Linked DNA regions of Homo sapiens: region 2 is linked to region 1. The links are chromatin loops, found by intact Hi-C in ENCODE. Cell type or tissue: PC-3. All regions are shown on one strand. Each heading gives the region's core, and the rest is flanking DNA. Links, peaks and the distances in the headings are about the cores only.

Region 1 (10,743 bases), core at 3,494-7,493:
ACAATACTAACCTTAAATGTAAATGGGCTAAATGCCCCAATTAAAAGACACAGACTGGCAAATTGGATTAAGAGTCAAGACCCGGCCGGGCATGATGGCTCACACCTGTAATCCCAGCACTTTGGGAGGCCTAGATGGGCGGATCACAAGGTCAGGAGATCGAGACCATCCTGGCTAACACAGTGAAACCCTGTCTCTACTAAAAATACAAAAAAATTAGCCGGGCATGGTGGTGGCCACCTGTAGTCCCAGCTACTCGGGAGGCTGAGGCAGGAGAATGGCATGAACCCGGGAGGTGGAGCTTGCAGTGAGCCAAGATGGTGCCACTGCACTCCAGCCTGGGTAACAGAGCGAGACTCCGTCTCAAAAAAAAAAAAAAAAAAAGAGTCAAGACCCATCAATGTGCTGTATTCAGGAGACCCATCTCACATGCAAAGACACACATAGGCTCAAAATAAAGGGATGGAGGACAATTTACCAAGCAAATGGAAAGCAAAAAAAAAGTAGGGGTTGCAATCCTAGTCTCTGACAAGACAGACTTTACACCAACAAAGACCAAAAAAGACAAAGAAGGGCATTACATAATGGTAAAGGGAACAATTAAACAAGAAGAGCTAACTATTCTAAATATATCTGCACCCAACACGGGAGCACCCAGATTCATAAAACAAGTTCTTAGAGACCTACAAAGAGACTTAGACTCCCACACAATAGTGGGAAACTTTAACACCTGACTGTCAATATTAGACACATCATCCAGACAGGAAATTAACAATGATATTCAGGACTAGAACTCAGCTCTGGTTCAAGTGGACCTAATAGACATCTACAGAACTCTCCACCCCAAATCAACAGAATGTACATTCTTTTCAGTGCCACATGGCACTTATTCTAAAATCGACTGCATAATTGGAAGTATAACACTCCTCAGCAAACGCAAAACAACTGAAATCATAACAGTCTCTCAGACAACAGTGCAATCAAAATAGAACTCAGGATTAAGAAACCCACTCAAAACCATGCAACTACATGGAAATTGAACAATCTACTCCTGAATGACTCCTGGATAAATAAGGAAACAAAGGCAGAAATCAAAAAGTTCTTTGAAACCAATGAGAACAAAGAGACAACATACTAGAATCTCTGGGACACAGCTAAAGCAGTGTTAAGAGGGAAATTTATAGCACTAAATGCCCACATTGGAAAGCTAGAAAGATCTCAAATCAACACCCTAACATCACAATTAAAAGAACTAGAGGGGCGGGCATGGTGGCTCATGCCTGTAATCCCAGTGCTTTGGGAGGCTGAGGCAGGTGGATCACCTGAGGTCAGGAGTTTGAGACCAGCCTGCTCAATATGGTGAAACCCTGTTTCAACTAAAAATACAAAAATTAGCCAGGCGTGGTGGAGGGTGCATGTAATCCCAGATACTCAGGAGGCTGAGGCAGGATAATTGCTTGAACCCAGGAGGCAGAGGTTGCAGTGAGCCAAGATCATGCCACTGCACTCCAGCCTGGGCTACAGAGCAAGATTCCACTTAAAAAAAAGAAAGAGCCAGAGAGGTAAGGACAAACTAATCCAAAAGCTAGCAGAAGACAGAAATAACTAAGATCAGAGCAGAATTGAAGGAGATAGAGACACAACAAACACTCCACAAAAAATAAATGAATCCACGAGCTGGTTTTTTGAAAAAATAGATAGACTGCTAGCTAGACTAATAAAGAAGAAAAGAGAGAAGAATCAAATAGACACAATGAAAAAATGATAAAGGGGATATCACCACTGACCCTACAGAAATGCAAACTACCATCAGAAATACTATAAACATCTCTTTGCAAATAAACTAGAAAATCTAGAAGAAAGGGAGAAATTCCTGGACACATACACCCTCCCAAGACTAAACCAGGAAGAAGCTGAATTCCTGAATAGATCAATAACTAGTTGTGAAACTGAGGCAGTAATTAATAGCCTACCAACCAAAAAATAAGCCCAGGACCAAACAGATTCACAGCCAAATTCTACCAGAGGTACAAAGAGGAGCCAGTACCATTCCTTCTGAAACTATTCCAAACAACTGAAAAGGAGGGACTCATCCCTAACTTATTTTACGAAACAAGCATCATCCTGATACCAAAACTGGGAAGAGACACACACACGAAAAAGAAAATTTCAGGTCAATATCCCTGATGAACATCGATGTGAAAATCCTCAATAAAATACTGGCAAACCAAATCCAGCAGCACATCAAAAAACTTATCCACCACAATCAAGTCGGCTTCATCCCGGGGATGCAAGGCTGATTCAACATATGCAAATCAATAAACATAATCCATCACATAAACAGAACCAATACAAAAACCACATGACTATCTCAATAGATGCAGAAAAGGCCTTTGATAAAATTCAACATCCCTTCATGTTAAAAACTCAATAAACTAGGTGCTGATGGAACATATCTCAAAATAATAAGAGCTATTTATGACAAACCAACAGCCAATATCATATTGAATGGGCAAAAACTCAAAGCATTCACTCTGAAAACTGGTACAAGACAAGGATGCCCTCTCTTACCACTCCTATTCGACATAGTATTGGAAGTTCTGGCCAGAGCAATTAGCCAAGAGAAATAAATAAAACATAATCAAATAGAAAGAGAGGAAGTCAAATTGTCTCTGTTTGCAGATGAACATGATTTTATATTCAGAAAACCCCATCATCTCAGCCCACAAAACCCTTAAATTGATAAGCAACTTCAGCAAACTCTCAGGATACAAAATCAATGTGCAAAAATCACAAGCATTCCTATACACCCACAATAGACAAGCAGAGAGCCAAATCATGAATGAACTCTGATTCACAATCTCTACAAAAAGAATAAAATATCTAGAAATACATCTAACAAGGGATGCGAAAGACTTCTTCAAGAAGAACTACAAACCACTGCTTAAGGAAATAAGAGAGGACACAAACAAATGGAAAAACATTCCATCCTCATGGATAGGAAGAATTGATATCATGAAAATGGTCATACTGCCCAAAGTAATTTATAGATTCAATGCTATTCCCATTAAACTACCACTGACATTCTTCACAGAATTAGAAAAAACCACTTTAAATTTCATATGGAATCAAAGAAGGCCCCACATGGCCAAAACAATTCTAAGCAAAATGAGCAAAGCTGCAGGCATCATGCTATCTGACTTCAAACTATACTACAAGACAAAACAGCATGGTACTGGTACCAAAACAGACAAATAGACCAATTGAACAGAACAGAGACCTCAGAAATAACACCATACATCTACAATCATCTGATCTTCAACAAACCTGACAAAAACAAGCAATGGGTAAAGGATCTCCTATTCAATAAATAGTGCTGGTAAAACTGGCTAGCCATATGCAGAAAACTGAAACTGGACCCCTTCCCGACACCTTATACAAAAATTAACTCAAGATGAATTGAAGACTTAAATGTAAAACCCAAAACCATAAAAACCCTAGAAGAAAACCTAGGCAATACCATTCAGGACATAGGCAAATGCAAAGATCTTATGACGAAAACGCCAAAAGCAATTGCAACAAAAGCCAAAATTGACAAATGAGATCTAATTAAAGAGCATCTGCACAGCAAAAGAAACTAGCATCAGAGTGAACAGGCAACCTACAGAATGGGAGAAAATGTTTGCAACCTACCCATCTGACAAAGGTCTAACATCCAGAATTCACAAGGAACAAATTTACAGGAAAAAAGCAACCCCACCAAAAAGCGAACAAAGGATATGAACAGACACTTCTCAAAAGAAGACATTTACGTGGCCAACAAACATATGAAAAAAACTCAACATCACTGATCATTAAAGAAATGCAAATCAATACCACAATGAGATACCATCTCATGCCAGTCAGAATGGCAACTATTAAAAAGTCAGGAAAAAATAGATGCTGGCAAGGCTATGGAGAAATAGGAATGCTTTTACACTGTTGGTGGGAATGTACATTAGTTCAACCATTGTGGAAGACAGTATGGTGATTCCTCAAGGATCTAGAACCAGAAGTCCCATTTGACCCAGCAATCCCATTACTGGGTATATACTCAAAGGAATATAAATAGTTCTGTTATAAAGACACATGCACACATATGTTTATTGCAGCACTATTCACAATATCAAAGTCATGGAACCAACCCAAATGCCCATCAGTGATAGACTGGATAAGGAAAATGTGGTACACAGACATATGGAATACTACACAGCCATAAAAAGGAATGAGATCACATCTTTGCAGGGACAAGGATGAAGTTGGAAGCCATCATCATCAGCAAACGAACACAGGAACAGAAAAACAAACACCGCATGTTCTCACTCATAAGTGGGAGTTGAGCAATGGGAACACATGGACACAGGGAGGGGAACATCACACACTGGGGCCTGTTGGGGGATGGGGGACGAAGGGAGGAAACTTAGAGGACAGGTCATAGGTGCAGCAAACCACCATGGCACGTGTATACCTACGTAACAAACCTGCAAGTTCTGCATGTATCCCAGAACTTAAAGTAAAATTTTAAAAAAATAAAATAAATAAAAATAGTAACAGAGGTTTCTTTGTAATTAGCCTGTATTACAAGTGTAGACTTTGTGTATTTGTCTTACAAAGTTTGAGCAGTTTCTTATTAAACTAAGATGAAAATTCTGAATTCTAAAAACAAGTTGCCAAAGTACAACTAACCAACAGAAGAAGAAAGTGTTCCCTTCATCCTTAACCTAACTAAAGTCATATAGAGTTGTAACATACTTCAAATACTCCTAGAATATCACTTTCAACGTGGGTCTTAGGTTTTCTGTTCTTTGTTCTTCCTTTTAGCCCTTGATGTTTTTTACTCTCTTCCTTTTCTTTGTTTTCAGTTTACATTTTCCATAAACAACTTTTCCAAAAATAAGATTCTCTCAAATATCACAAAAGTACTATATTAAATTATAAAACTGTAATTCTGGCAATGGACATTTTATAATAGGAAACAATACTTAAATGATTGCAAGGTGGAAAAAAAATGGGTATCACTTCATCAGAACTTGTTTCAAGTTTGTTTAAATTATAGGCTGATTTAAATTTTACTAAACTGATATCTATTTTTGAAATTATCCCTCACTTTTCCATATGATTTATAGGGCGGTGCCCATGGAGTTCTTCTCTTAACATCAACCAAAGACAAGAAGAATAATTCTCTACCTCTGCCTTTGCTTTCTAAATAGGAGGCAGCTTAGTTACATTCTGAAGGTTCACAATATATTGAAGAGACAAAATAAATCCTAGGTCTGGTCTTCTTGGACATGAGAAATGACAGCTCTAGAATGTTAGAAACTTCCATTTGTACATAAGATTCATATCCATAAAGGGTTTGGAAATAAATCCAGCTGGTTTCAACAGGTGTTGACATTAGGTTAAGCGTTCCACCTAGTGGCCAAATCCAGCCTAGCCTGTTCTCTCGGGGTTCTCATACGTCTAAAAGATGATAAAGCAAGGATTGATTTGTCCTAAAGCATCCCCATTACCTGTACAGCAACGAAACATTTTGAATAGTGAAAAATCTTAGGAAGTTCAGGACATTTTTACTTACAGAAAGAAAATATTCCCAATCATATCCCAAGTCATAGGACAAGCTTTCCCCAATATAGTCAAAGCTCAGACATACCATCTTTCACTGTTCAGTGATTTATCCAAAATTCATTAAGCTCCTATTACATAACAAACAGTGTAATCATCACTAGGAACACTAACATTAACAACCAAAAATGCCACTAAGGAACTCATAGACTAGTGGGGAAGACATGAAAATAGGTAATAAAAATCCATATTAAGTACAATGACATAGGAAGCTAGTAGAGCCCAGAAACAGTGAGGGGACTCAAAAGTTTAAAGAAAATAAAACTTCCCCAAGACACCCATCTAGTAAGTTGTTGAGTTGGATTTGAACCCAAGTGTACCTAATTCCAAAGCTATTGGCAGCCCTGCAGGCCCCCAGAATGGGTTATCTATCCCTGCTTCAGGTGACTGAAATTGTAGTGAGGAGGTCCATGATGTTACCACGTCGCTATCATGGACATTTCTTGCAAAAGGCTAATTAGGCATAGCTCTAATAGTCCAATTTATCAGAGGCAATCTAATGGGATGCTGGATTTAGGACAATGGCTTCTGTCACTTGCATGCTGGAATATGACCTAGAACTTCTTCCTAAGCCAAAGCTGGCAGCAGCTACTTCCTTTCCTCTTGTGTACTATAGTAGGTAAGTAGACCACAGTTTGAATTCTGGCTCCACTATTTACTAGCTCTCTGACCTTGGCCAAGTTCATTAATGCCTGGAAACCAGGAGACCTGATTTCTAGTTGTGGCTCTGACACTATAGATACACATAATCCCATGAAAGTCCTGCAGGGCCATACCAAGCAATGAAGGTTTCTATCGATAGTGCGTAGGCTATTGTCTAAATGATTGCATGCCCCAGGTCTAAAATTGAAAATTTTGTATATAATCATGAAAGTGTTGGCTTGATGACTGTGACAGTGAAGGAGAGACAAGAGGGTGAACAACAGACACATCTAACTGAAACTAATACCAGTTATAGCAGTAACCAGTCTCATAAAAAGGGAAGACCTCCACTTCCACTTAGGGAATCTTTATGTAGGAGGAAGAAGCTCCAAAGGGATGTCACTGCTGCAACCACTTGGACTCTGTAGATGACCAAAAGAAGACGATCTCGCATCTTATGGAAATGGAGGCTGCCAAGGAGAACCTCTCCTCCCCTTTCCAGCCAAAGGCTTAAGTAGCTACTGCAAACAAGGGGACACAATAGAGCAAGCTCTGTAGGTAGGACATTTCCTTCTCTCCCCTTTAATCCTTTGGGTCATGGGAAGCATCAAATAAATGTCAGCTTGTATGTTTAACCTAAGTAACGCATACATATTAAGTGTACCTACACATTAGATAAACCCAAAGGCAAAGTGCCTGAAAAGAATTTGCAGCCTGGTCTGCGACCTGAGTCACTTTCCACAACCATCGTCATTTAGTGGCTAAGCCACTAATAACTTTAGGCTCCCTGGAAAATTTGTTGGGGCATTGTTTAGACAAAGACTGATTGGTCATAACAAAATACATACTTCTGACTGTAAACCTTCTTCAGTGTTACTTCTTTTATAAAACAAGGCGTACTATGTAATCCCTAAGTTCCTTCCAACCCTGAACTTCTATGAGCATATGGGTGTGCTGAAACCAGCTCTACCTGCCCTCAAGAGCCAACTGTTAAATATTTTTAAATTTCACAAGCCAGTGGTTAAGCCATGGACAGCATGAAATTGACACATTTGGAGTATTTACAACATAGAAATTGGCAAAGGCTACAAATCAGGGCTTTTTTTCAGAGAGCTAGCTTACTAGCATACCACTCAATGGGAGCTGTTTAACCAAATACATCCACTTGAGGGCACCGTGTTAGATGCTCTAAGAAAGCAGTTCTTTACCAGCCATATGGCCACCCTCCCAGGTGGCATTTGACATGTGAGAAACATTTTTGTTTGTCAAAATCACAGGTAGGCACTATAGACATTTAATGAGCAGGGGCTTGGTCTGATAAATATCTCACATGTGTGTAATAGTTTCTCCATATAAAGAAAAGTCATGTCCAAAATTTTAAGAGCAACCCCATTGAGAAACTGTGCAAGAGGCTCACACATATTCTAACACGAACTTTTGGTAGCCTTCTTTGAGCCTGTATGGAAAATAACATTTCTATGAAATTATTATCTATCGGACTAGCATATCAGAGCAGATAATGCATCATCTCAGAGAGGAACATATTGACAATTTTCTCCCTGACTTCCTAAACTCTCACCTTAAGTTTATCTTTTTTGTCCTCAATTCTTTTTTTTTTTTTTTTTTTTTTTTTTTTTTTTCTTGAGATGGAGTCTCAATCTGTCACTCAGGCTGGAGTTTAGTGGCACAATCTCGGCTCACTGCAGTGCAGCCTCTGCCTCCCAGGTTCCAGCCATTCTCCTGCCTCAGCCTCCCCGGTAGCTGGGATTGCAGGCATGCACACAACCACACCCAGCTAATCTGTGTGTTTTTAATAGAGACAGGGTTTCTCCATATTGGCTAGGCTGGTCTCGAACTCCTGACCTCAGGTGATCTGCTCACATCGGGCTCCCAAAGTGCTGGGATTACAGGCGTGAGTCACCGTGCCAGGGCTGTCCTCTCTTGAATCTGTCTCTGTCTCATTGCTATCTCCACTCTGACTCATTTATCAAAAACTTGTTTTATCCTAGTTCCACTGAGACAGACCATGTATCAGGTAGACTCCAAGTGACAGAAAACCCAAATAATGATGGTTTAAACACGTGATGATTTTCTTTCCTTGCACTTATGATCATGAGGTAGACAATTGCTGGCTTTGTTTCAGCAGCTCAAAGATATCAGGCCTTAGGCTTGATAGCCATCTGGCCTCTTCCTAATGGTAGTGTGTTAGTCCATTCTACGCTGCTATGAAGAAATACCCCAGACTGGGTAATTTATAAAGAAAAGAGGTTTAATGGACTCACAATTCCACATGGCTGGGGAGGCCTCAAGAAACGTACAGTCACGGTGGAAGGCACCTCTTCATAGGATAGCTGGAGAGAGAATGAGTGCCAGCAGGGGAAATGCCAGACGCTTATGAAACCATCAGATCTCGTGAGAACTCATTCACTATCACGAGAACAGCATGGGGGAAAACACCCCCATATTCAATTATCTCCCACCAGGTCCCTTCCACATGGGGATTATGTGGACTACAATTCAAGATGAGATTTCGGTGGGGACACAGCCAAACCATACCAGGTAGCAAGCAGGTTGTGAAGCTGCAGCAGTTGAGACCATTTTCCCAGCAGGAGATGAAGAATCGAGTCAGAAAGGGGAAACATCTATATCCAAAAGCAAAGACTTGCACAGAAGCCCCCGGTGGAAGACTCCAACTTATCCCTCAAGAGCCAGGCTATATCACACGGCCACCCAAGTTGAAGGAGAGCCAGAAGTGGGATCTTAGCTTTCAAGACTGTAAAATGAGAGGGAAATGGGGAAAGAGGGTCGGAAGGGGTAATGAGGAAGCCAACCACAGTATCCATCACAGGCAGGAACTCTTCTGCAGAACTTTAGGGAATATTGAGACATAATATAGAAATATTAAAGACATGGAAACAGGCTCACTCAGAATGAATTTCTTATTGTAAAACAAGTACACATAATCAGAGGTTAGTTGGCACAATTATGGGCACTCATCAAAATTTCTTTCTTCCACTTGTATTCATTGAAGTTCCCTGTCAAAAATGTTTACTCTTTGCATCTGTAAATAATTCCTAATTTCCTTTCTTGTTTCCTTTTCTTCCACTGGGTTTGATATTAACATAGAGAGAGGTTTTTCTGTTTCTATCTCCTTTGGAGACAATAGATAGTAAGTGGGTTAATTACTCAAAACCTGATTAGAAAATGGCATTTTCCCATTCCCAAGAATACATATTAATTTGATCACAGAAGCATCAGATATTAAGGTATCCTTATTTTCTCCACCTTGAAGAAAAGTAAAACATTATTATTTGCTGGCATGGTTTCCTGTCTGTTGGCACTAATTTAATCCCTTGTTATCATGGAAACTTTACTTAAGAGCTTGGAAGTGTGGGGGGAAAAAAAGATTGCGCTCTTGCAATTAAGCTTTCAAATCGATACAAAAAGGAAATAGGTTCCAAACTTGTGTTAGCGATAGGTAGAATGCCAATTCCTTCATTTACAATAGAGAGGAATATGCCTTTTCAGTGGGTAATCTGATTGGATGAATTAATATATGTAAAGAGGGATCTTAAAACATCACATTAGGGCAGGTTTGCTGGCTCACACCTGTAATCCCAACATTTTGGGGGCCAAGGTGGGAGAATCACTTGAAGCCAGGCATTTGAGACTCACCTGGGCAATATAATGAGACCCCATATCTACAAAAAAAATCTTAAAAAATAAAAATTACCCAGGCATAGTGGCACATGCCTGTTGTCCCAGCTACTGGGGGAGCTGAGGCAGGAGGATCTCTAGAGCCCAGGAGTTTGAAGCTGCAGTGAGCTATGATCATGCCACTGCACTCCAGCCTGGGCAAAATAGTGAGAGGTCCTGTCTCTAAAATACAAAATAAAAATAAAAACATCACACATGCCCCACAAGTATATACAGCTACTAGATACCCATAATAATTAAAAATAAAAAATTTAAATATGTATATGTAAAGCAGAAATATCTCAGTTAAAAGCCATGGAAGTACTAATGAAAAAAGAGATACTGAAGCAAATATTGTCAGCGTGACCCCAAGGTACTCCCAGTAAAAGTCTTTTCCAATGGATTCTGCACAGTCTACTTCCACTGGCATCCTAGATTTACTGTGAAAAGATGAACCAAGCTAAGCCTGCCATTCATCATTTGATTCCTCTAAACCCCCATGGTTCACACCAGACATCACAGGGAAACGATTTTATTTCTCTTGGTGTATAAAGCTAAAGGTCTACTCCCAGGGAGAGAATGACCTGGTCAAGTGGACCTGCATGTCAGACCCCCAAGCTTTAGAGCAATGATGCTCAAACTTTAGCATTCCCTGGGAGATTCTGTTAAATCATAGATCCCTGGATTCTACCCCCAGAGAATCTGATTTAGTAGGTCTGCAATGAGGCCCCAGAATCTGCCATT
Region 2 (10,743 bases), core at 4,115-8,114, 350 kb before region 1:
GTTTAAAATCAACAGGGCACTTTTAAGAGTGCCCTGACCCAAATCACCTTATGGATCAGGACTTAAAATTCACTTCCCCTTCTTTAAATCATTTTTCTATTTGATTTTGACTATTTCTGCTTTTTATATTACTTGATACATTTACCTTAGTTTGCATGTACAAGAATTGTGGGGTCTTATTAGTTTTTCAAACGTGTTCCTTTAGAAAAGAACATGATGCCCTTAGCTCCCTTGAGGAAGCTATCATAATACCAACCATACTGAAATCCAAGCTAGATAAAAGTCCATGGTTGTTCACTCCAGCTTTGGTTATACTGAACAACCCAGAAGCAACCAGGGACACCATTGTATTTAGAAATCTAGAATCCTTCTGTAGACTCGGGGATAGGCCTCCGTGTTACAGACTTGAGCTAATCTAGCGCTGCGAAGATCCACCAAGATACTATTATGTCGTGTATGTGGAGGGCTGATCCTACCAATAAAAGCTTCTGGAGACTTTTCAGAATCGACTTCTCCACCCCCAGCAACTACCAGATATATGAAGTCAGCTGAGAGTAAGTCTGTATGCTGAATCTTATACTTTTGACCTTCCCAGGAACATCTAGAATTCAAGGCTGTTGGTTGCTGCTCCAGGGCTATTTTGTGTTTATCTATTCATGTAGGCACTCTGGTTATTGACTACTCAATCAGCTGATAGAAACAATGGTTCAAACTTGCCTACTTCCTGAAAGATTTTGGTATGGTAACACCAGGAAAAATTTCCCTACTAGAAAAAAAAAAAGTGAGTCATCTTAAACAGATACTTCAAGTTCAAAATCTGTTTTTGCAATATTTTATATTTTGAGATTAACTTTTTGAAATATAAAATTTGCTATTTAGTCAATAAAAATCTCTCTTAGAAGCAAGATAAGACAGCATTAATATTTGTTTTCAATGTTTCCATGCTGAATGTCCTCAGACATTGAATTAGTGTAATATTTGATTCCATTGCTAGTCAAGTAACAGTTTTCAAATGTGAGATATTGGTACTTCCAAATCAAAAAAAAATGGCAAAAATGAAGGAAATGAAGTAAAGTCATTATAGGAAAAGACCAAGAGGAGCAGAGGCATCATCATCATCGGCATTGAGAGTGTGGTTTATCATGTTTGGTGTCACCTGTACCAAGAGATACAAGAAAATTGCCTGCATGAAGCTTGCAGTCTAACTTGGTAGACAGCTTGTTGCCTTTTAAAAATTTTTAATAATTTGTTTTTCTGTTTCTATCTAAAAGTTCCAAAGGAGTGACAGTCACAACTTTTACACCCCAGAAAATGATAGACAAGAGTGGATTAGGTTGCTTGAGGGGTTGAAGGAAAGGGTAACCTAGACTGGCAGAGGGAACAGAGTAGAAGAACAGTGGATGTGACAATCTGCACGTCAGATTCAGAGAATAATGAACTGGCTTTGCCTAAATGCAGAATCTAACTGAGGAAGAGTAATAGTTTGAAGAGGTAAGATCTAAACTGCAGAGGATCTTAATCTTCAGGGACTCTTGCTTCTCTATTGCAGAATTTTCTTATCATTTTCCAAATATACACAATAGCAGTAAAATTGTGTTAATACTTTTGAAAGTGTCAAACATCTACTGAGCACTTCTTTTGACTTAAGAGTGTTAAGCACTTCTAAGGAGTTAGCTGCTATAATGCTGGCAACATCCTTTAGATAAGTATTATGGTCTCCTAAAATTTTACAAAGTGAATGTTGGGATATCGAGGATGAGTAACTTGCCCGGACGCACATAGCTAGGAATAAGTACACGTGATGGTTAATTTCAAGTGTCAATTTAACTGGATTAAGGACTAGCTAGAGAAATGGTAAAGCATTATTTTGGGTGTGCCTGAGACGGTGTTTCCAGAGCAGGTTGGCATCTGGGTCCACATGGACTGAGGTGAAGATTTGCTCTCCATGTGGATGAGCATCAAACAATTGGCTGGGGATCTGCACAGAACAAAAAGGCAGAGGAAAAGGTTTCCTCTCCTCCTGGAGATAGGACACACTCTTCTTCTGATCTTGGACATTAGGACCCCAGGCTCCCTGGCTTAGGGACTCCAGGACTTACATACCAGTGGCCTTCCTGGGTTCCCAGGCCTTTAACCTCAGACTGAAAATTACATCATTGACTTCCCTGGTTCCGAGGCATTTGGACCTGGACTGAGCTACACTGGCATTTCAGGATCTCCAGCTTGCAGATGGTCTGTTGAGGGACTTAGCTTCCATGCTGACTAATACAGTAGTTAAAACCCATCAATATGGAACTTCCTAAAATACCTCACCTCAACGACACATGATTCTAGAAATCCACAATTATTTCCACTCTCAAATTTAACATTTGTGAGTTTTTAGTGTGGCCTTCAAAGAACAAAGAAGGAAAAAATAAATAGCAGAATTGGTGCTATATTTCTTTCTGAAGGGCAACATAAACTAACCTCACACCAACACTGCTGCCCTTTAGGAAAAAACAGAGATAATTACGTCTTTTCCTAGAGCACCAAGGCATCTCTCTTTTTTTTAAGGCATCATAAATATATTAATTAATTCTGTCTGGTCTGCAGTGAAGCATTTTTCATAAGTAACCCACCATCCCATCTGTGCGACATTTAAATTATAATTAAGTATGAAACATTCAATGGCCATTTCTGGCATTAAAGTAAAATTGTTCCACAAGTGTATTTGAGTATGTAGTTTAGAAAAGAAATATATAGAAATATTAATAATTCAGAATGCTTGCTTTAGTTCAGCTGAACAAAGTGATGCCAGAAATGACTCATTAGGCAGAGGATACATTGTCAGCAGGAAAAAAGGAGGTGATGAGTCGGTTTGGTGTAAGTGGATGGTGTAACAATGTTTTGGCATTTATAGGGTATGCTTTAAACCCCCATGGCTGGTGGGTTTAAATGATTTTTGCAGTGTTCAAGCTGTCTAACTTTTATTAAGCTGTGATTCCAGTGTGATATTTCCCTCTCTGCCCCCCTCGATGCTCTTTTTGAATTGCTAACAGGTGCGGAGAGCTACAGCCTGCAGTGCTTTTGTGGTTGTTCTTTTTTGTACAAATTTAATCATCAAATGTTTTTTTTATCTTCTTCCTTCTGTAATGCTTAAGAAACACACCATTAAGCTTGTACATGATTAGATTTCAATTCCAAAATATGCACAAAGCAAACTAGGCACATTATCACAATGCCCTTAGAAAAGGGGATGACAATCTTACTCCTACTTTTTTCCTGGACTCCAAAACTCAAACCCAGGCACCTGAGTTGATGCTCGATTTTCCCACAATGTAATGCAACCTTAACTTGTTTCAGTATTGGCCATTTCACATCTTCTGAACAGATAACCTACTGGGTATCAAGATATTAATATGAATTGTCATTGCCTTGAACTTCTCTTTACTCCTCTTTTAGGGTCTACTATCCTGTTGTGTCTGGCTCCCTACTTCTGTAGTTCTCCTTCATTCACTTAGGAAGCCCATACACTGGTCCAGCTTTATCCCAGGACTAAAGACAAGCCTAGGCTTAGGCAACAGGACCTCAGGCAGTGGTTCTGAAAGATGCCATCAAATTACCCATGTTAATTATCCACTCTCTCTTTGCGTCTCAGCATTAAGCACTGGTGACTGGGTTTCTGGCTTGCTCCCTGATCTTTTTATCTGCTGTATGCCCCAGCCTTCCAGGATTTAGGGTGACTGTAAGCCAGCTATCTGCTGTCTGATGTTACTGCCTGCTGCCTGCTAACAATCCATTGTTAGCAATCCAACAAATGTCTGTCCAGAGAGACATTTCCTGCCTGTCTCTGAAAAACTGCCTGACAATGTGAGCATCTCTGTTCTCATCCTTGCCAGGGATGAAGATTAGAAAGGCTTTTACCTTAAATGCTTTCTATTGTTCACCTGCCGTGCAACACTGTCCACACACTGAGCCTCAGTGAGATATTTTTGCCTTATTATTTAGATGGTTTTTTACCTGCTGAATCACACTTCTTTCTGCCCCTCAGGCTGTTGACCCCAGCAGCAGCCGCAGCCTTCTGGATGATAGAATTCTAGGTGCTGGCTTCTACCATTTTGCACTATGTCATTGCAGTTATAGAATTACAACTATCTGGCATAGTTTGTCCTGCCCTCAGCTTTCACTCTTCTGAATTCTTGGAATATCATCCAGAGTGGACCACTTTACATTCTCACCTCCTACATGGTGATGCTTTGGGGTTATGTTCACCTATCCCACAAGAGGTAATACATTTATATGGCCTTGTATGGTAGTTTCATGGGGAACAGACCAAAGTGGGGTTGAACCCAGGTTAGCACCTCTGTTGCACCTCCTTGGAGTTCTATGTAGGGATGAGCAGTGAAGTAAAGAGGGGTGGGGAATTGGCAGGAGAAAGAGCCCCAAAGAAAAAAATGTCCAAGTGGAGAACTTGGGAATGGACACAAGACACCCCCGCCTCCCTACATATACTGCCAGAAAGTTACTTTGAAAACGAGGAAGCTGTGGCTCATTCATGTTTTTCCATGTGGCTCCCTGATTAGCAAGTATGGGGTAAGTAAAATACTGATTACAGGTTGTTATAGGCTAAATCATGTCTCACTGAAATTCATATGTTGAAGCCCTATCCCCCAGTACTTCCAAATATAACTTTGTTTGGAGATAGGGTCTTTAAAATAAGTAATCAAAATAAAATGAGGTAATTAAGGTGGGTCCTAATCCAATATGTCTGATGTCCTCATAAAAAGAAATTATGATATGGACACACATGGAGGGAAGACCATTGATGTAAGTAAGAGAAGATGGCCATCTACCAGCAAAGGAGGGAGGTCTCAGAAGAAACAACCTTGATGACACATTCTTCTTGCACTCCTAGGCTCTAACACTGTGAGAAGATAAATCTCTGTTAATAGAGTGTTACAGCACTTGTCATGGCAACCCTAGCAAAACAAAATACAAGTCAACCTAAAAAAGAATCATCTCGTGATAGTTTGCTGAGAATTAAGGTTTCCAGTTTCATCCATGTCCCTACAAAGGACACAAACTCATCATTTTTATGGCTGCATAGTATTCCATGGTGTATATGTGCCACATTTTCTTAATCCAGTCTATCATTGTTGGACATTTGGGTTGGTTCCAAGTCTTTGCTATTGTGCACAGTGCCGCAATAAACATACATGTGCATGTGTCTTTATAGCAGCATGATTTATAATCCTTTGGGTGTATACCCAGTAATGGGATGGTTGGGTCAAATGGTATTTCTAGTTCCAGATCCCTGAGGAATCGCCACACTGACTTCCACAATGGTTGAACTAGTTTGCAGTCCCACCAGCAGTGTAAAAGTGTTCCTATTTCTCCACATCCTCTCCAGCACCTGTTGTTTCCTGACTTTTTAGTGATCGCCATTCTAACTGGTGTGAGATGGTATCTCATTGTGGTTTTGATTTGCATTTCTCTGATGGCCAGTGATGATGAGCATTTTTTCATGTGTTTTTTGGCTGCATAAATGTCTTCTTTTGAGAAGCGTCATTCTCAGCAAACTATCTCAAGGACAAAAAATCAAACACTGCATGTTCTCACTCATAGGTGGGAATTGAACAGTGAGAACACATGGACACAGGAAGGGGAACATCACACACTGGGACCTGTTCTGGGGTGGGTGGAGGGGGGAGGGATAGCATTAGGAGATATACCTAATGCTAAATGACGAGTTAATGGGTGCAGCACACCAACATGGCACTTGTATACATACGTAACAAACCTGCATGTTGTGCACATGTACCCTAAAACTTAAAGTATAAAAAAAAAAAAAAAAGAATCATCTCACATTCAGGACAGGACAAAAGTGTTTTTGTATTCCCTCTAAGGTGATGTGAAACTCCCCATCTTGCGTTTAGGAAAAGGTTACAAAAGCAATTGGCAGAAATAATAGAAAATGACCTCAAGTAAGCCAGGCATGGTGGCTCACATCCCAGCTACTTGGGAGGCTGAGGTGGGAGATCACTTGAGCTCAGGAGTTTGAGGCCACAGTAATATATTATCTCATCACTGCACTTCAGCAACCTGGATGACAGAACAAGACCTGGTCTTAAAAAAACAAAACAAAAAAAAAAGAATGACCTCAAGTAACAGATGACTAATCTCAAGTCAACCTTGAGGTTCTGAAATTCAATGAATAAGTTTATCTTTAAATTTACTTCGCTACCGCATTTCATTGAATGAATTCAATAGTTAACTCTAGCTGAGTCATATATTTTCCGTGTGATACTGAGCAAGTCTTCTAAAGTCTCCCAGTAGAGTTTAAAATGTAAACTGTAATGCGTCAATCAGATGGTGTCATTCCCTTTCTTAAAACTCTAAATGATGGTTCATCCCTCTTAGAATAAAATCCAGATCCTCCCATTCCCCTATCAGATTCTCCATGATTAGGCCCAGCTCATGCTATGCCTCATTTCCTGGGATCCAGGAGCTCCATCCCCACCTTCTTTCTGCCATTTACCTAACACAAGATCCTCCTCTCCCCTCAGGCCTTTTCACATGCTCTTTCCTCTTATGGTGATAATCTTGCCCAGACATCCATGAGTTTCATTGCTCATTGCATTCAAAGTATCCAAAGCATCATTTTTTTCTAAAAGATTGTCCCATCCAGTCACTCATTGCCTTCCCATGCTTAATTGTCTCTATCATTTCTCACCCTGATATCGAAGACTCATTTATTATGAGTATAATATCAAAAATGTTTAATTTATTTTAATACCTTTTGAGGTACAAGTGGTTCTTGGTTACATGGATGAATTGTACATTGGTGAAGTCAGATTTAGTGCTCCCATCACCTAAGTAGTATGCACTTTTTTATCCCTCAATCCCCCTTCTGCATCTCCAAGGTTGATTATACCACTCTGCATGCCTTTGCGTACACATAGCTTAGCTCCCACTTATAAGTGAGAACATATGGTATTTGGTTTTCTATTCATGAGTTTCTTCACTTAGAATAATGCTCTTCAGCTCTACCCAAGTTACTGCAAAAAACATTATTTCATTCTTTTTTATGGCTGAGTACTATTCCATAGTGTGTATATGCCACATTTTCTTTACCCACTTATTGGTCCATGGGCACTTAGGTTGGTTCCATATCTTTGCAATTGTGAATTGTGCTGCAATAAATAACATGTACAGGTGTCTTTTGGATACAATGAACTCTTTTCCTTTGGGTAGATACCCAGTCGTAGGATTGCTGGATCAAATGGTAGATCTACTTTTAGTTATTTAAGAAATCCCCATACTGCTTTCCATAGAGTTTGTACTAATTTATATTCCTACCAGGTGTGTATAAGCACTTCATTTGTCTATTGTTTTTTTGACTTTTCAATAATGGCCATTTTTTGCAGGGGTAAAGTGGTATCTCACTGAGGTTGTAATTTGCATTTCCCTGATACTTAGTAATGTTGAGCATTTTTTCATATTTTTTGGCCATATGTATAACTTGAGAAATGTCTATTTATGTTTTTTGCCCATTTTTTGATGAGATTTGTGTTTTACTTGCAGATTTGTTTGAGTTCTTTGTAGATCCCGGATATGAGTCCTTTGTTGAATGCGTAGTTTGCAAATATTTTCTCCCAATCTGTGTATTGTCTGTTTATTCTAATGATTTATATATTTACTTATTTATTGCTGTACAGAAGCTTTTTAGTTTAATTAGGTTCCAGTTATTTGTTCTGAGTGTGTGTTGCCTGTCTTTCCCACCAGGTGCTGGCTCAGGGTGAGCTAGGGCCAGGTTCTAGCCACTGCTGCATCCCCATAAGTCAAATGGCACCTGGCACAGGCATTCAGCTCACATTTGCTAAAGAAATAGTAACTGCAGACATTAAATATTCTTTATAGAGAAGAGTATTATTTGAGGTTATTTGTGCTTAGAATTATGTGTGCAAAATTTTTCATAAGAAAAAATGATGTTTTTAGCTACTATATTATAGAAGCAGCAGATAGGTAAAGAAAATTCATGAGAGGCAGGCATGGCATAGATTATATACTGCCACTACTACAAGGACAACCTTGCCAGCCAAAACCAGTGAGTTTTCCTCGCCCTCAGTCAGACAAATGTGGATTAAAGAGACAGTGAGCTTAAAGGGAGATAAACATTACTTAGTGATGGCTTGGAATCAAAATAAGTGAAATATGATGCTGTCCAACCCTGGCATTTTCAACATTTGAGCTGAAAACAGGATTAAAGTTGAGAGGATTAATTTTTCAAAAATGAGTTTTGCCAATAGAGGTAAATATTTTGCTTGAAGAACAGCAAATTCTAGAAGAAGGTGACTTACCCATTTTACTTTAAAAAAATGCTCATTAAAAAATAAAAACAAATGATTTTTAAATTACCCCTATCACTGAGTCCCTCTACTGGCATAAACAATTAGGAACTGTCTATAGGGCTCAAATACCAAGTCAAATCAAGCCAACAAGAATATTAAATGCCAAATGCATACCCCTCTCACAAACCTGCATGTTTGTGACAAAAATAGGACTATTTTTGTCTCTGAATTTTAAGTCAAAAAAATGTGTATCTGCATAATGCTGAAGCACTACAATGTGAATATTATATCTTAATTTCAGGATGTATAACTGATAAACTGGCAGTCCCCTTAGAAGATTACATACCCTCCTCCTCCTCCTCTTGGCAAGTTCTCCTCTATTTTATACCCTTAGTTTTTTGTCTCCTAAACCCTTTGGACTGTTTCAATGTTTCTCTTCTTTTTCTTTTTTCCTCACAATGTAGAATAAGTAATAATAGCCATATTACCAGATGAATAGGGAAGATGTTTTCTAGGTTTTTAACTGTAAATGAGACAGTCCCACACATTCTTATTTACCATAGCTATAAAGGAAAAGAAATAAATGTTCTTCAGTTTAAACATAAGGAATTCTGGCCGGGCATGGTGGCTCATGCCTGTAATCTTAGCACTTTGGGAGGCGAAGGCAGGCGGATCACGAGGTCAGGAGTTCAAGACCAGCCTGGCCAACATAGTGGAAACCCGATCTCTATTAAAAATAAAAAAAATTAGCCAGGCATGGTGGTGCATGCCTGTAGTCCCAGCTACTCGGGAGGCTGAGGCAGGAGAATCACTTGAACCTGGGAGGTAGAGGTTGCAGGGAGCTGAGATCACGCCACTGCACTCCAGCTTGGGCAACAGAATAAGACTTCGTCTCAAAACAAAAACAAAAACAAAGAATTCTGCCAGCTACCGTGAACAAATGATCAAAGCAGATCTTTCAAATTTATATACATTTTTCATTTTTAGCACATTTGCTTTCATAAGAAGTATTGATATGCAAATTTTCTACTGGATGAGTTTGCAAAAGGCAGTCCTGAGATTCAATGCCTAAATGTGATTAAAGCCACATTTAAAATGGAAATCTCCAACAGTGAGATCCTATGGGGAAAAAAATAGTAGCCAAAGGATTTTACCTGAAAATCAGAGTTGTGCTCTTTAAGCCCCATAGAAGTGAAAACGGTAGGAAGACATTTTCTTTTATATAGGGAGTTTGAAAGCTGTGTAAATCAAAGCCATACTAAAATGTATGAATAGAGTTAGAGAACTAAAGATAGAGAAAAATGAAATAGATGGGTAAATAATGGAATGTTATATTTTTAAAACAAGCTTGGCATTACTAGACACATAAAATAGTGACAACAGACATGCTCCCTACCTAAAGAAAATGTCAGTTTCTTTTATGAATTGTAAATTTAAGTAAAAGCAACTATTGGCATTGACAATATTGTTTCAATAACCCGCTCTAACAGAAAGATGCATTTAGTAATAAAAATGAAATCCTACTAAAGAAGAATATTGAGTTGAAGGAATAATCTGCTTTAGGAAATTTGTGACCGATTGCATTTATGTTTCCAACAAGACAGCTTTTAGAAAATAGGGAAACTTGTTATATTTACCAGAGATTCATTTATGCCTTCAACAAATATCTCTTGTGCCTTTAATATGTGAAAGAAGAGATCAATTCACAAACACTTACTATTGATATTTAATTTACGTTTGTTTGGAGTTTTTTCTAAATTGTAGCAACAAACTTTTTTCAGGTATTTAGTAGTGGCATCAACTCCATGAAACCAGTGCTCTCAAACCAGAACCATGCATGGGAGGGAAAAACTTTTCTCTATCCTCTCAGGTTCTATGGCTGGTCCTAAGAATGAAACTGATATAAGACAAATTAACAGGAGAAAAGCATACAATTTTTAATGTATACACAAGAGTCTTTAGAAGGAAAAGGAAGACCCAAAGAAACTATTAGACCCCAAAACTTATACAGGCAGACCTCAGAGATATTGCAGGTTTGGTTCCAGACCATGGCAATAAAGTAAATATTGCAATAAAGCCAGTCACATACATATTTGGTTTCTCGCTGTATATAAAAGTCTTGTTTGAACTCTGCAGTCTATTAAAGTGTGCAATAGCATTGTTTAAAAATTGTTCATACCTAATTAAAAATATTGTATTGCTAAAAAATGTTAACAACGATCCAAGCCTTCAAAGGGTTGTAATCTTTTTGCTGGTGGAGGGTCTTGCCTCGATATTGATGGCTGCTGACTGATCAGGGTGGTGGTTGCTGAAGGTTGAGGTGGCAGTGGCAATTTCTTTAAAATAAGACATTAGTGAAGTTCACTGCGTTGACTAACTTTTCCTTTCACAAAAATTTCTCTGTAGCATTCCA

What was found. Hi-C counts contacts between places; a loop is a spot of excess contacts. Peaks named below come from ENCODE experiments on the same cell type or tissue, not always from the same donor. Only the 100,000 strongest peaks of a DNase experiment are listed, where the experiment ranks them.
Region 2: it touches region 1 in a loop (6-fold over the local background); 1 of 110 quality-filtered maps calls a loop at or near these places.

Annotation. Positions count from the first base shown.
Region 1 is chr18:59,991,277-60,002,019 of GRCh38, reverse strand. No RefSeq gene overlaps it. Among named protein-coding and RNA genes, the nearest start is that of PMAIP1, 97 kb to the right of the region's middle. In PC-3, for the core only: CTCF peaks have their summits at 5,467 (motif pointing left) and 7,459 (motif pointing right); a DNase peak (open chromatin) is centred at 5,449.
Region 2 is chr18:60,343,261-60,354,003 of GRCh38, reverse strand. No RefSeq gene overlaps it. Among named protein-coding and RNA genes, the nearest start is that of MC4R, 24 kb to the left of the region's middle. In PC-3, for the core only: no CTCF peak of the experiment used is centred there; a DNase peak (open chromatin) is centred at 6,313; H3K27ac peaks cover 2,192 bases.